2 separate regions of the Homo sapiens genome follow, and region 1 is linked to region 2. Evidence: chromatin contacts called from ENCODE Hi-C data. All regions are on one chromosome and are shown on one strand. Each heading gives the region's core, a stretch centred on a gene start or an enhancer-like site at or near the end of the contact. The rest is flanking DNA. Distances are from core to core; before and after follow the strand shown. Region 1 overlaps HIP1 (huntingtin interacting protein 1). Region 2 holds the start of POM121C (POM121 transmembrane nucleoporin C).

What was found. A loop is a pair of places that touch in the nucleus more often than their neighbours do. Pooled maps may share reads with other maps.
Region 1: a map with no recorded cell type shows a loop between it and region 2 (4-fold over the local background). The contact joins the enhancer-like site here to the promoter of POM121C in region 2. A Hi-C loop is called at or near these places in 1 of 37 single-sample maps with no recorded cell type and 9 of 50 pooled maps.

What each region holds. Positions count from the first base shown.
Region 1 is chr7:75,646,692-75,653,423 of GRCh38, forward strand. The region is part of intron 1 of HIP1 (huntingtin interacting protein 1); the gene reads right to left. Among named protein-coding and RNA genes, the nearest start is that of HIP1, 89 kb to the right of the region's middle. RefSeq lists a silencer at 6,140-6,434. Within about 2 kb of position 3,603, at least 16 of the 41 ENCODE cell types and tissues checked have a DNase peak (open chromatin) inside an H3K27ac peak, as active enhancers do.
Region 2 is chr7:75,481,157-75,487,818 of GRCh38, forward strand. POM121C (POM121 transmembrane nucleoporin C) reads right to left here and starts at 5,143. Exons shown (of 15, transcript NM_001099415.3): 1 at 4,708-5,143. RefSeq lists enhancers at 4,451-4,530, 4,868-5,367 and silencers at 4,811-4,880, 4,901-5,050.

The sequences.
Region 1 (6,732 bases), core at 2,353-4,852, 160 kb after region 2:
TTTGGTTGACAATTTGGCAGCCTTTTAGGAGCGAGGCCATCTGCTGGGATATGTCTGCCCCATGGCACTCTCTGGACACCAGCTGGGGATGTTGGAGCTGCCCCTGGGGAACCCTGAGAGCTGTAGCATAAATGAGTGATGAGGTGAGGCCTGCAGTGCCACTTAGAGCCAGGAAAGGTCAAGTGCTCTGCAATCATCAGGCCCCCTCCAGGACCAATGTCAGACTGGAGAGGGCGGCAGATCCCACAGGGCCCAGGAGCATAGCCCACTACATAAGGTGCCTGGAAGTGGACCCTCCTGGTTAGGAAAGGGCCAGGGCCTCCTAAGAGGGAGGGCTTAGAGGCTCCGAGTACCCCTCTCACTCTGGTACCAACAAAACTGTGCGTGGACATGGCCAGATGTGGTGGCTCTTGCCTGTAATCCCAGCACTTTGGGAGGCTGAGGCGAGCAGATCACCTGAGGTCAGGAGTTTGAGACCAGCCTGGCCAATATGGCGAAACCCCATCTCTACTAAAAATACAAAAAAAAAAAAAAAAAAAAAAAAAAAAAAAAAAAAATTAGCCAGACATGGTGGCATGCGCCTGTAATCCCAGCTACACGGGAGACTGAGGCAGGAGAATCGCTTGAACCCAGGAAGCAAAAGTTGCAGTGAGCAGAGATCGTGCCACTGCACTCCAGCCTGGGTGACAGAGAGAGACTCCATCTCAAAAAACAAAACGAAACAAAACAAAAAACTGTGCACAAACCATGTGCCTCAGCCTCAGTTTTATCCTCTGTGAATCTAGGAGTCTGGTTCTAGTCCTGTTTACCAGTGGCTGCTTTTGGGACTTTCGCTGCTGCTAAGCCATCTCAGAAGTGTGCTTCCCTTCAGAGGAAGGGACACATGAAAGGCGGAATGAGTGGACAGACAATAGTTTCAAATAAAGAGAAACCAAAGTTCTCCCGGAGCTCTCAGGCAATTCACCATGATGCTCTGGGTCAGGGTGTGCATGGCTGCTCCAAGGCCCTGCTGGCCCTGGCAGCAGCTGGTTGGTCTGCAGGGACCTGGACAGACCAGCCAGTTCTGTCCCCATTTAGGGAGGCACCATGCACTTGCACATGTGGACGGAGCTGTGAAAGGGAAGATCATGGGTGCAGTGTGCTTGAAGAGGTGGGGCAGTGGGACTGAACACGAGTGGCAGTGTGACCAAGTGTGAGGCGTGGTGTGAACCAGGTGAGTTCTATGCTGGAAGCAGAGCCATCTCACTGAGCAGATACACAGGGAGGGTGAGGGAGTTCCAGCTGGGCAGGGAGTTCCAGCTAGACCCCTTAGGCCCTCCTGTGTAGGCCACAGAAAGACAGCACAGGCTGCTATGCAGGGAGGGGTATGCTAGCCAGCCAGGCAAAGACAGACTCAGGTGCAAAGCACTGGGCACTTCTTGGCTTTCGGAGCTCCAGCTGAGGCTGGCTGGGGTAGCTGGGGCTGGTTGGAGTAGCTGAGGCTGGTTGGAGTAGCTGAGGGCTGGATGGAGTAGCTGAGAGTGGTTGAAGTAGCTGGGACTAGTTGGAGTAGCTGAAGCTGGTTGGAGTAGTTGGGGCTGGTTGGAGTAGCTGGGGCTCGTCGGAGTAGTTGGGGCTGATTGGAGTAGCTGGGGCTGGTTGGAGTAGATGAGGCTGGTTGGAGTAGCTGGGTCTGGTTGGAGTCACTGGGCAGGGTCATGGAGGAGCATCAAGCCTCAAAGCCCCTGTAGATTCAGTGTTCTCCCTGAACACTCTGCCCCTGATATTACTAGATCTGTTTTTCCTCCTGACACTGCTGTTGCCCCGATATTAAACACAGGTGTCCATGGTCCCTTTCCACAGATTTGACGTCGCAGGGGAAAGGGTGATTTCAAGCACGGCTGAGCCATATGCGGATGCCAGGTGCACCCCCAGAACCTTTCCATTCTGCATGATAGACCCCCTAAGCTGCCGGAAGTCAGGGGCTGCAGAGGTGAGCCAGGAAGACAGAAGCCTGAATTGGGGCCATGGCTTCAAGAAGGGGGCAAGGAGAGACATGAGACGTGCTGTGGGAAGGAAGGCGGCACAGAGACACCCTGCCCAGAGAGCAGACCCTGGGAATGGGAGGCAGTGGGGACATTAAGAGGAATCAGGGTCAGGTTCAGTGACTCAGGCCTGTAATCCCAGCACTTTAGGAGGCCAAGATGGGAGGATCGCTTGAGCTCAGGAGTTTGAGGCCAGTCTGGGCAACATAGTGAGACCTGGTCTCACTGGGACTACAGGTGCATGCCACCATGACTGGCTATTTTTTATTTTTTTCTTAGAGATGGGGTCTCACTGAGTTGTCCAGGCTAGGAACTTTTTTTTTTTTAAGACAGAGTTTTGCTCTTGTTACCCAGGCTGGAGTGCAATGGCATGATTCCGGCTCACCGCAAACTCCGCCTCCCGGGTTCAAGCAATTCTCCTGCCTCATCCTCCCGAGTAGCTGGGATTATAGGCATATGCCACCACACCCAGCTAATTTTGTATTTTTAGTAGAGACGGGGTTTCTCCATGTTGGTCAGGCTAGTCTCAAACTCCCGACCTCAGATGATCAGCCTGCCTTGGCCTCCCAAAGTGCTGGGATTACAGGCGTGAGCCACTGCAGCTGGTCTGGAACATTTTTAAATGAAATCATAGCAAAGCACTTTTCCAATGCTCCTCGCCCTTTGAGTGAACCTAAATTACTATTAGCAGTAGTAGCAGCAATGACCCTGAACACTATTTTCCAAGCACCCACTATGCACAGCCATACCTACCTCTGAATCTGAGAGGGCAAAAATAAAGGAGCCAGACAGAGGGTGGAGGAAAACAGAGGTTGTTATTGCCAGCTGCGGTTCTTCACCCCAGCTGCACACTCCAATTACCTGGGAAGCCTGGGCCCCGCCCCAGGGATTCTGATGTAATGGGTCTGGGATCAGCCTGGGCATCAGAACTTTAAACCTCCCCCAGGAGGCTGTGATGTGTAGCCAAGACTATGAACAACTGAACAACCACAGCCAGGACTCAGGAACCCCCGGCCTGGTCTTGGCTGAAGCTGAGGGCTGCAGGAAGCAAGGAAGTGTGGCACTTCCCTTACTGCTTCTCCTACACGGGGAATTTCCAAGCTCCCACCTGGAATTTTCCATCCCTTGGCCAAAAGTTCAGCATAGGCGGAGACCTCTGAACGCTTTGCCTCTGATATTAATAGACCTGTTTTTCCTCCTGACACTGCTGTTCCCCCCATATTAAACACAGGTGTCCATGGTCCCTTTCCACAGATTTGACATCACAGGGGAAAGGGTGACTTCAAGCGTGGCTGAGCTATATGGAGATGCCAGGTGCACCCCCAGAGCCTAACCATTCTGCAAGATAGACCCCCTAAGAAAAACACCTGGCTTGGTCTTAGGATCTCATGATTAGCTGGCGGGTTCTGGGAAGCAAAGATCTGCCGAATTTCTAAAGCCTCTCCAGGCAGGCTGCGGGAGGCCAGCAGGGGTCAGAGGGCCTTTTAGAGGCACCAGGACAGACGGGAGCCACTCAGCCAAGTCCCTGAGTCAGCAAACAGCCTGGAAACCTCGCCTCAAGGGTGCCCCAGGCTGCCAGAGCTCTCTGCCCCTGCCCGCCAGCTCCTCCCTGTAAGTGGTAATTTGGAGCACCCTTAATGGCCCAGTTCAGGAGCTGCCAGCCTTGTACTGGGGAGAGGTTTTTCCACTGCTTCTCCGCTGGAGGACAAGTCCAGGGATGTGTCTCTGCCCAGTTATCTTTTTTTTTTTTTTTTTGAGACAGAGTCTCCCTCTGTCACCCAGGCTGGAGTGCAATGGTGCGATCTTGGCTCATTGAAACCTCTACCTCCTGGGTTCAAGGGATTTTCCTGTTTTAGCCTCCCAAGTTGCTGGAATTACAGGTGCACACCACCACGCCCATCTAATTTGTGTATTTTTAGTAGAGACGGGGTTTCGCCATGTTGGCCAGACTGGTTTCAAACTCCTCGGCCTCCCAAGGTGCTGGGATTACAGGCGTGAGCCACCATACCCGGCTCTGCCCAGTTATCTCCAAAGCAGTGTCCCAGAAGCATGGACCAGGCTGAGGGCAGGAAGTACCAGCTCAGAGTCGCCTGTAGTGGCTCAGAGCTGGTGTCCCCGCCCTGGGGAGGGTGGCAGCCAAGCTAATTCCATGTTATCACGGCTTACAGGAAGCCAGCTTGGCCCGGCTGTGAGCCAGCAGCAATTTACTGGCCTTGGGGGCAGAGTGAGGGAGAAGAGGGAAGAGAAAGGAAAACACAGCCCTCTCCCCACCACACAAAAAAACTGATTCTGGGTTATTGTTAGGTGCTTATTCATCCCGCACATTTCTTTTTGAGAGCCACGACATGAGCTCTGCAACCAAAGCCATTTAGCAAGAGACAGCTGCCCACACAGGAGGAGGGAGGGGCATGGGGGGACTCAGTCCGCATGAAAACGGGGGAGGGTGAGAGGGTCTTCAAAGACCTGAGGCACAGTGGCTCACACCTGTAATCCCAGCACTTTGGGAGGCAGAGGCAGGCCGATCACGAGGTCAGGAGTTCGAGACCAGCCTGGTCAATATGGTGAAACCACCGTCTCTACTAAAAATACAAAAATTAGCCAGGCATGGTAGTGGGCACCTATAGTCCCAGCTACTCGGGAGGCTGAGGCAGAAGAATCGCTTGAACCCGGGAGGTGGAGGTTGCAGTGAGCCAAGATTGTGCCACTGCATTCCAGCCTGGGTTACAGAGTGAGACTCCATATCTCAAAAAAAAAAAAAAAAAAAAAAAAAAAAAAAGAAGGATTCTCCACACTGTAAAAACATCCCAAGATTCTAAAGCCAAAGTAGGGATGCTGAATGCAGAGTGGTTCTTACATCAGAACCCCAAGTTCAAGTCCTGCCTTCCTATCTGTGTAGCCTTGGGTGGGTCACTGTCAAATTCAGAGGAGGCCCTGGGCGGCAACCCTGGCTGCAACACTTATTCTACGTGTGGCCTTGGGCAAGTCACTCAACTTCTCTGTGCCTCAGTTTCTCTGTCTATAAAACAAGGCTAATCATAGCTACCTCTTGGGGTTGTTTTGACGCTAAGTTAATATTATGGAAAGTATTTAGAAAATTGCCTGCATACCTACTGTTATATAAAGGTTAGTGATTGTTTTTATTAAAGCACTGGGCATGGTGGTGGGCACCTGTAGTCCCAGCTACTCGGGAGGCTGAGGCAGGAGAATCGCTTGAACCCGTGAGGCGGAGGTTGCAGTGAGCTGAGATTGCGCCACTGCACTGCAGCCTGGGCGACAGAGCGAGACTCTGTCTCAAAGAAAAAAAAAAAGCACTATATGAGCCTGGTATGGTGGCTCACACCTGGAATCCTAGCAATTTGGGAGGCCAAGGCAGGTGGATCACCTGAGGTCAGGAGTTTGAGACCAGCCTGGCCAACATGGTGAAACCCCATCTCTATGAAAAATAACAAAAATTAGCTGGGCATGGTGGCGTGTACCTGTAATCCCAGCTACTCGGGAGGCTGAGGCAGGAGAATCACTTGAACCCAGTTGGTGGAGGTTGCAGTGAGCTGAGATTGCACCACTGCACTCCAGCCTGGGTGACAGAGCGAGACTGTCTCAAAAAAAAAAAAAAAACCACTATATGTATGTTAATTTTTTCATTGTTTTAAGTTTACATTTTCATTTTTTAAGAGATGGGGTGTTGCTCTGTCATCTGGAGTGCAGTGGTGCGATTATAACTCACTGCAGCCTCCAACTCCTGGGCTCAAACAATCCTCTCACCTCAGCCTCCTGAGTAGCTAGGACTACAGGTGCGTGCCACTGCTCCTAGCTAATTTTTAAATTTTTTGTAGAAATGGTGTCTCGTTTTTGTTGCCTGGGCTGGTCTTGAACTCCTGGGCTCAAGCAATCCTCCTGCCTTGGCCTCCCGAAGTGCTGGGACTACAGGCATGAGCCACCATGCCCAGCCACATGTTAATTATTACTGTTAGTGAAAAAAAAAAACTCGTTTATAATGCTATATTAGAGTATGGATAGAATGTGAAGATCAGAGCCACAGAAAGTCTGAAGTGGTGAAGAGGTAAAATAGAAAGTCATATTCACAATCGAACTCCTACCAGTGATGAGTGTGGAAGAGGCTTTATATCTTTTTAGATGAGAAAGCTAAAACTTACTTCTCCCCCTGTGAACAGGGCAATACCCACTCTTGAGGGTCATAAAGGGTTAATGCAAACAGAAGCTCCCAGCAAAGCTCACAGGAGGTGCTCCTGAGGTCAGCTGAGTGTGACAGTTAATTCCATGTGTCAACATGATTGGGCCACAGGGTGCCCAGATATTTGGCTAAACAATATATGTGGGTGTGTCAGTGAGGGTGTCTCTGAAAACTCTGGTAAATAACATATATGTTGGCTGCATTCATTAGGATATGTGATTTGGGTAATAAAGGTCTGGGAGAAAAAAAAAAACAAATTTGATCTCATTAAGCAGAGGAATTCCTATTCCTCCCCAGGCTGGGGGTCTGCTCTGGGAATCTCATTGGCAATGAAGCACTTGATGAGATGTGTCCACGACTGTCAGATATCACACACGTCAAGCCTTAGGCACACACTAGTTCTGTAATCTGAGGCATCTTACTCTCTGTGGACCTCAGTGTGTCTATTAATAAAATAGGTATAGACTAGGCATGGTGGCTTATACCTGTAATCCCAGCACTTTGGGAGGCTGAGGC
Region 2 (6,662 bases), core at 3,893-6,392:
TCCTTGCAATTTTTCTGAAAATCTGAAATGATTTCAAAATAAAATGCTAAATAGAAAATAATGCTATCAAATATATATGTATATATTTGCTATCAAACATATATTATATGTATATATTTGCTATCATATATATCAAATATATTTCAAAAGGACTCAGAAACCAACTTAAAGGGATTCCGTCTGGCCAAAGATGGAACCACTTAATTTTCAAAAAGAATCACAACTTCTATGTACTGAAATATTTACTATCTGTTTAAACCCATGAGCTCATGATGGTAACAAAACAAAATACCCTCCTGCTTAAAAGCCTACTCAATATTTTAGAAACTGTCTTTCCTGCATGAATTACATAAACAAATAGAGAATAGAAATTTATCTTTAGAAAAGTATTCTAGGCCAGCCGTGGTGGCTCATGCCTATAATCCCAACACTGGGAGGTTAAAGAAGAGGATCACTTGAGCCCAGTTCAAGACCAGCCTGGGCAACATAGAGAAACCTGTCTCTACTAAAAATTAAAAAATCAGCTGGGCATTGTGGCATATGACTATACTCCCAGCTACTTGGGAGGCTGAAGTGGGAGGATCACTTGAGCACAGGAGTTTGAGGCTGCAGTGAGCCATAAACGTGCCAGCCTAGGCGACAGAGTGAGACTCTGTCTCCAAAAAAAGAAAAGAAAAGTATTTTGGCTAGTAAATAAAGAAGAAATGGTAGAATTAGCAGATCACCATTTTGCCTCCCCTAATGAAGGCAAATCACAGCAATAGTAAATCACAGCAATAATCAAGTCAATAGTTCTTAACTTCACAAAAACAAAGAAGGTAACACGTGCCTCCAGAAGTAGACAAATGCCACGTATGGTATAGTTGTGTGAAAAGAACTGAACATAAACCTGATTAGACTTCCAGATCAAACTACCAATTTTACCAAGGCATACAAGATATTTTTAAAAAATGTGCTAAAGGTGAAACAAGGGTAACATAATCCAAACTGAGGATAACCAACCCAGTTTCTTCAAAACAATGAGCACGCAGGAGACATACTATGGGAACTATTAAAAGATTTAACCCAACTGCCACATGTATTAAGAAAGACAGTATTATGGGTTATTCCTAGCCCCTTTTAAAAAGATTCCTTATTGGTCAGGTGTGGTGGCTTACACCTGTAATCCTACCACTTTGGGAGGCTAAAGTGAAAGGACTGCTTGAGGCCAGGAGTTTGAGACCAGCCTGAGCAATACAGTGAGAATACATTTCTAGGCCGGGAGCAGTGGCTCACGCCTATAATCCTAGCACTTTGGGACACCGAGGCGGGCAGACTGCCTGAGCTCAGGAGTTCGACATGCATGACACGGTGAAAGCCAGTCTCTACTAAAATACAAAAAAAATTAGCGAGGTGTGGCAGCGTGCACCTGTAGTCCCAGCTAGGCGGGAGGCTGAGGCAAGAGGATCGTGTGGGCCCGGGAGATTGAGGTTGCAGTGAGTTGTGATCACGTCTCTACACTCCAACCTGGGTGACAGAGCAAGACCCTATCTCAAAAAAAGAAAAAAAGAAACAAAACAAAACAGACTTCACCATTTAAAGACAAACAAATACTTACAGATGAATCTTTTTAAAAGCCAAGAAAAGAGAGACTCCATGGAGAAAATATCAGTTTGGAAGTAACGGATGTCAAAGGCAGACAAAGGGTACTGTGAGGAAGGGGCTAGGAAATGCCCACTGGATTTGACTGCAATTAAATCACTGGTCACCTTTACTGACTGACTTAGCAAAGTGAAAAGGACAAAACGAAAACACGGAGAAGTGAAATGAGAAACAGAAATGAGGAAATCTTCACAAGAGAGTAACTGTTTGTATTGTTTGCTGTGCAACCCGAACAAAAAGACGAACAAATATTTGACGGATGATCACGTCATTCATTCCCCCCATGATCTAGGACTCAACAGTAAAAACAGAATTGTTTACTTGGATCACGATATTTCCGTCCCTGGAAAAATTATATGCACCAAGTTCTCCTTGGGCAGCAGGCCCTCTGCTTACATAAGCACCAAGAATAAGCCATAAGTTACAGTAATTTAATGGTTGTTGTTAGGAAAGCTATCCACAATTATATCAACTTGAATGAAGAAATTTTTCCAAGTCCCAGAAAATCTTTTAAGTCCACAAGTAACAAAACTGGTTTCTCCTTATAATCAATGCAAACGATGTCATGGATGGTGATATGGTTTCGGTGTGTGTCGCCTCCCAAATCTCATGTTCAATTGTAATCCCCAATGTTCCCTCTTCCTCCTGCTCTGGTGATGGAAGATGCACCCACTTTCCCTTCACCTTTCACTTGACTGTAAGTTTCCTGAGGACTCCTCAGCCACGCTTCCTATGATAGAGCCTGCAGACGTGAGCCAATTAAACCTCTTTTCTTTATAAATTACCCAGTCTTGGTTATTTCTCTATAGCAGTGTGAGAATGGACTAATACAGATGGCATTTTCCTTTTGTGATGACTGCCAAGAGTATCAGTCCTAGGTGCGGCTCAATTTCAACAGCCTTAAAATATACTACCCATACATACAAGCTTCACAAATCATTTTTGGTGCTGATCTGCCACACTAACTATATTTTACAGGATAATGTCTATTTCCACATTCCCATTTTAAAGTATGAATCCTGGCTGGGCTCGGTGGCTCATGCCTGTAATCCCAGCACTTTGGGAGGCTGAGGCGGGAGGATCACCTGAGGTCAGGAGTTTGAGACCAACCTGGCCAACATAGTGAAACCCCATCTCTTCTAAAAATACAAAAAATTAGCTGGGCATGGTGGCCCACGCCTGTAATCCCTGCTACTCAGGAGGCTGAGGCAGGAGAATCACTTGAACCCAGGAGGTGGAGGTTGCAGTGAAGCGAGATCATGCCACTGCACTGCAGCCTGGGCAACAGAGCAAGACTCCATCTCAAAAAAAAGAAAAAAAAAAGTATGAATCCTTACAAACCTCTTAAAATGCATCATAAAATAAAGTTGAGGAACATATACACAAGCAGGAAAACTCACCTGCAATGTGTTCATTTTCTGCTGCTCTTGGAAACATGCAGAGACTGTGGCTGATAGACCTAGAGGGGCAGAAGCAGGTCACTGAAGTCATGAGGGCTCCGGCCTGCAAAGGCAGAAATCACCTGCATAAGAACCGCAAAAGAAAGCTCAATAGGCTAACACCCTGTGAACACTCAACCTGCAAACACTCAGAAGGGTCTAAAAGAGTGATACAGGGTTTCACCATGTTGGCCAGGCTGGTCTCAAATTCTGGCCTCAAGTGATCCGCCTGCCTGGGCCAACATGGCAAAACCCCGTCTCTACTTAAAAATAACAAAAAAAATTAGCCAGGCATAGAGTCACATGCCTGTAGTCCCAGCTACTCAGGAGGCTGAGGCACGAGAATCCTTTGAACCTGGGAGGTGGAAGTTGCAGTGAGCCGAGACCACGCTGTTGCATTCCAGACTGGGTGAGAGACACTGTCTCAAAAAAAAAAAAAAAAAAAAAAAGAGTGATAGGGGAAGCATGCGCCTGTAACTCTAAGATAATCAGGTAGTAATTAGATGAGTTAGACTCTCATGGGTAACATGACTCCTTTTACAAATAGTCTGCCATCATCATCAAATACAAGGCGCAAAAAGAAAAAAAATTCCCATTATACGGCTCATGTTTTTTGTGGTTTGTTGGTTGAGACAGGGTCTCAATCTGCCACCCAGGCTGGAGTGCAGTGGTGCATTCACGGCTCTCTGCAGCCTCGACCTCCTGGGCTCCATCCATCCTCCCACTTCAGCCTCCTGAGTAGCTGGGACCACAGATGCATCCCAGCATGCCTGGCGACTTTTGTATTTTTTGTAGTCAGGGTGTCCCCATGTTGTCTAGGCTGGTCTCTAACTCCTGGTCTCAAGGGATACTCTTGCCCTAGCCCCGCAAAATGCTCGGATTACAGGTGTGAGCCACTGCATCCCGCCCGCATTTTCTTATTGTCTCTTTAAACTGCTTAAAATAAAATAAGCCATAGGAATTGAGTATGTGAGCTCTCAGAAATGAAATGAATGTGTATAAAATATGGTTTTGTTTCTAAATTATCTAACTGAACTTGGTTATTGCTGCACCTAATAATCTTCTATTAAGAAAACTAGGATACGGGAGAAAGAACACTGGCCTGGGAGATAAGTCTCCTGGGTTCTACTATGAGCAGCTCTACCCACAAAGCCGGTGACCTGGTCAAGTCACCCACCTAAGGCCCAGTCTCTTCCCCTAGCAACTGAGGCAGCAGCAGAGAATCCCTGCAGACTGTTCCTGCATTACTACGATTCTCCCAGGGCAGGTCTAAGGGGGGGGATCAGCAGACACTTAAGTGAGAGAATAGAAGTGCTGACGGACGTTTAGAGGCGGTCGAAATCTGGAGCACGGAGAGGAGGAGGAAGGACTGTTAGGGGTTAGCGGGGAGTGGAGACGACGTCCGCAGCTGAGGGTGGTGACACCCTCCACGCCTCCGTAAGCCTCGTCCTCCCAGATCTTCCCATGCAGCACCTGTTCGGTGCAGCCGGACCCTGCCCTCAAACCCAACACATGTCTCTCCGGCAAGCAATCGGGACCCTCCCTCTGCCCCACACTCAAAGGTCCCCAACACAAGGTGACTTCACCCAGGCCCTTCTCGCTCCGGGCCCAAAAACCCAAGACTTACCCTCCTGGGGCTCCGCAGCCTCTGCCCCACGGCTCCCGAGAGGCCGGGGCGGGCTGCTGTCGCTGGCGCGCGCGTCTGCTCGCGAGGTCCCCTCCTGTCCACCTCACCAAGGCTGTTCTGCTCCCGAGGGGCCCGGGCCGGGCCTACGGGGCAAATCCAGGCGGGTGTCCTTCTCGGGGCCCAGATCCGCCTCCCTGGGGCTCCCGGCCCCTCTGGCCCCAGCGCCGCCGGCTCCGGGGTTCACGCTCGGGGGTCCCAGCTCGAGCCTCTACCCGGCCCGCGCGAACCCTGGGCCGCACAGCTCCCGCCCGCCTAGGTGCTGGTCCGGGCGGTCAGCATCCAGCCCCGCAGACTCGGTGATTCTCGTCCACTAGAAGCCAAAGCCTGGGAACGAGAGCAAGCGATGACCTGAAGAGGCACAGGAAGCGAGGGCAGTGCGGAGGTGGCGCGCATGTGCGAACACGCACGCAGGGAGAGGTGCACAAGCGCAGGAGTGCACCGGAAGTCCGCCTCCCGGGACACCCACCGCGGGTCCCAGGACAAGTAACGGACTCTATTTCCCAGGAGCCTACGCGCTCCCCCAGTTTTGGGGCCGTCTTAAATGTCTCTACCCTGCCTAAAGGTTAAGAAGCTCCAGGCTATGAGCTTTGGCAGCCCTGAACCCCGGACTGAACTTCACCTTTGTCTTTACTCCCTTTTAGGGTCAAATCCAGGGCTCCGTTACTGGGTCCTGGAGCCCAAGTCCTCTGGGTTAGAACGGAGTTTCCCATAAGGAGAAGGAAAGGAAAGGGTGTATCATGGTCACTGCTCTGAAATGCTGAGAAGTTTCACTCAAATACTGGGACAGGATAAATGCCCAGCGATGCTTTCCAAGGAACAAAAAGAAAATAGAATTTGTAGCTGGGCGCAGTGGCTCAAGCCTGTAATCCCAGCACTTTGGGAGGCCGAGGCGGGCAGATCGCGAGGTCAAGAGATAGAGATCATCCTGGCCAACATGATGAAACCCTGTCTCTACTAAAAATACAAAAATTAGCTGGGCGTGGTGGCGCGTGCCTGTAATCCCAGCTACTCGGGAGGCTAAGGCAGGAGAATCACTTGAACCTGGGAGGTGGAGGTTGCAGTGAGCCGAGATCACGCCACTGCACTCCATCCTGGCGACAAAGCGAGACTCCATAGCTTTTCTAGATCACACAGCGAATGCCTAAAAACCGTAGAGAAATAAGGACATACACACACAAACTGAACGAGGAAGAGATACCTGTGATCCTACCTTCCCCAGGAGGATTATGTTTAGGGTTAGGTTATGTTGACCAAAAAGAGTCAAAGTCTATAAAGAGTTTTATTCTGGGCCTCCTATTTGAGTGACCATGGCTGGTGACACAGCCTCAGGGGGTCCTGAGAACGTGAGCCCAAAGTAGTTGGGTTACAGCTTGGTTTTATGCATCTTAGGGAGACAGTAGTTACAGGCAAAGACATAAATCAATACATGGGAAGTATATGTTGGGTCAGCCAGGAAAGGCTTTCAGGTCACTAGTAGATTGAAAGACTGGCAGTTGGTTCAGAGTTAAGTGTTGGCTGAACAGCTGGAAGACTACATAAAGAAATGGGCCATTGCGGTGGCTCATGCCTGTATTCCCAGCATTTTGGGAGGGTGAGCTGGGAGGATCCCTTGAGGCCAGGAGTTCAAGGACAGCCTGGGCAACACAGCGAGACCCCCACTTCTACAAAAAAAAAAATAATTATCCAGGTGTGGTGGTGCATGCCTGTAGACTCAGCTACTCAGGAGGCTGAGATGGGAGGATCGCTTGAGCCTGGGAAGTTGAGGCTACAGTGAGCCATGATGGCACCACTGCATTCCAGCTTGGGCAACAGAGAAGAAAAGAAAGAGAGAGAGAGAAAAAGAGAGAGAGGAAGGAAGGAAAAAGAGGGAGGGAAAAAAAAGAAGGAAAAGTTTG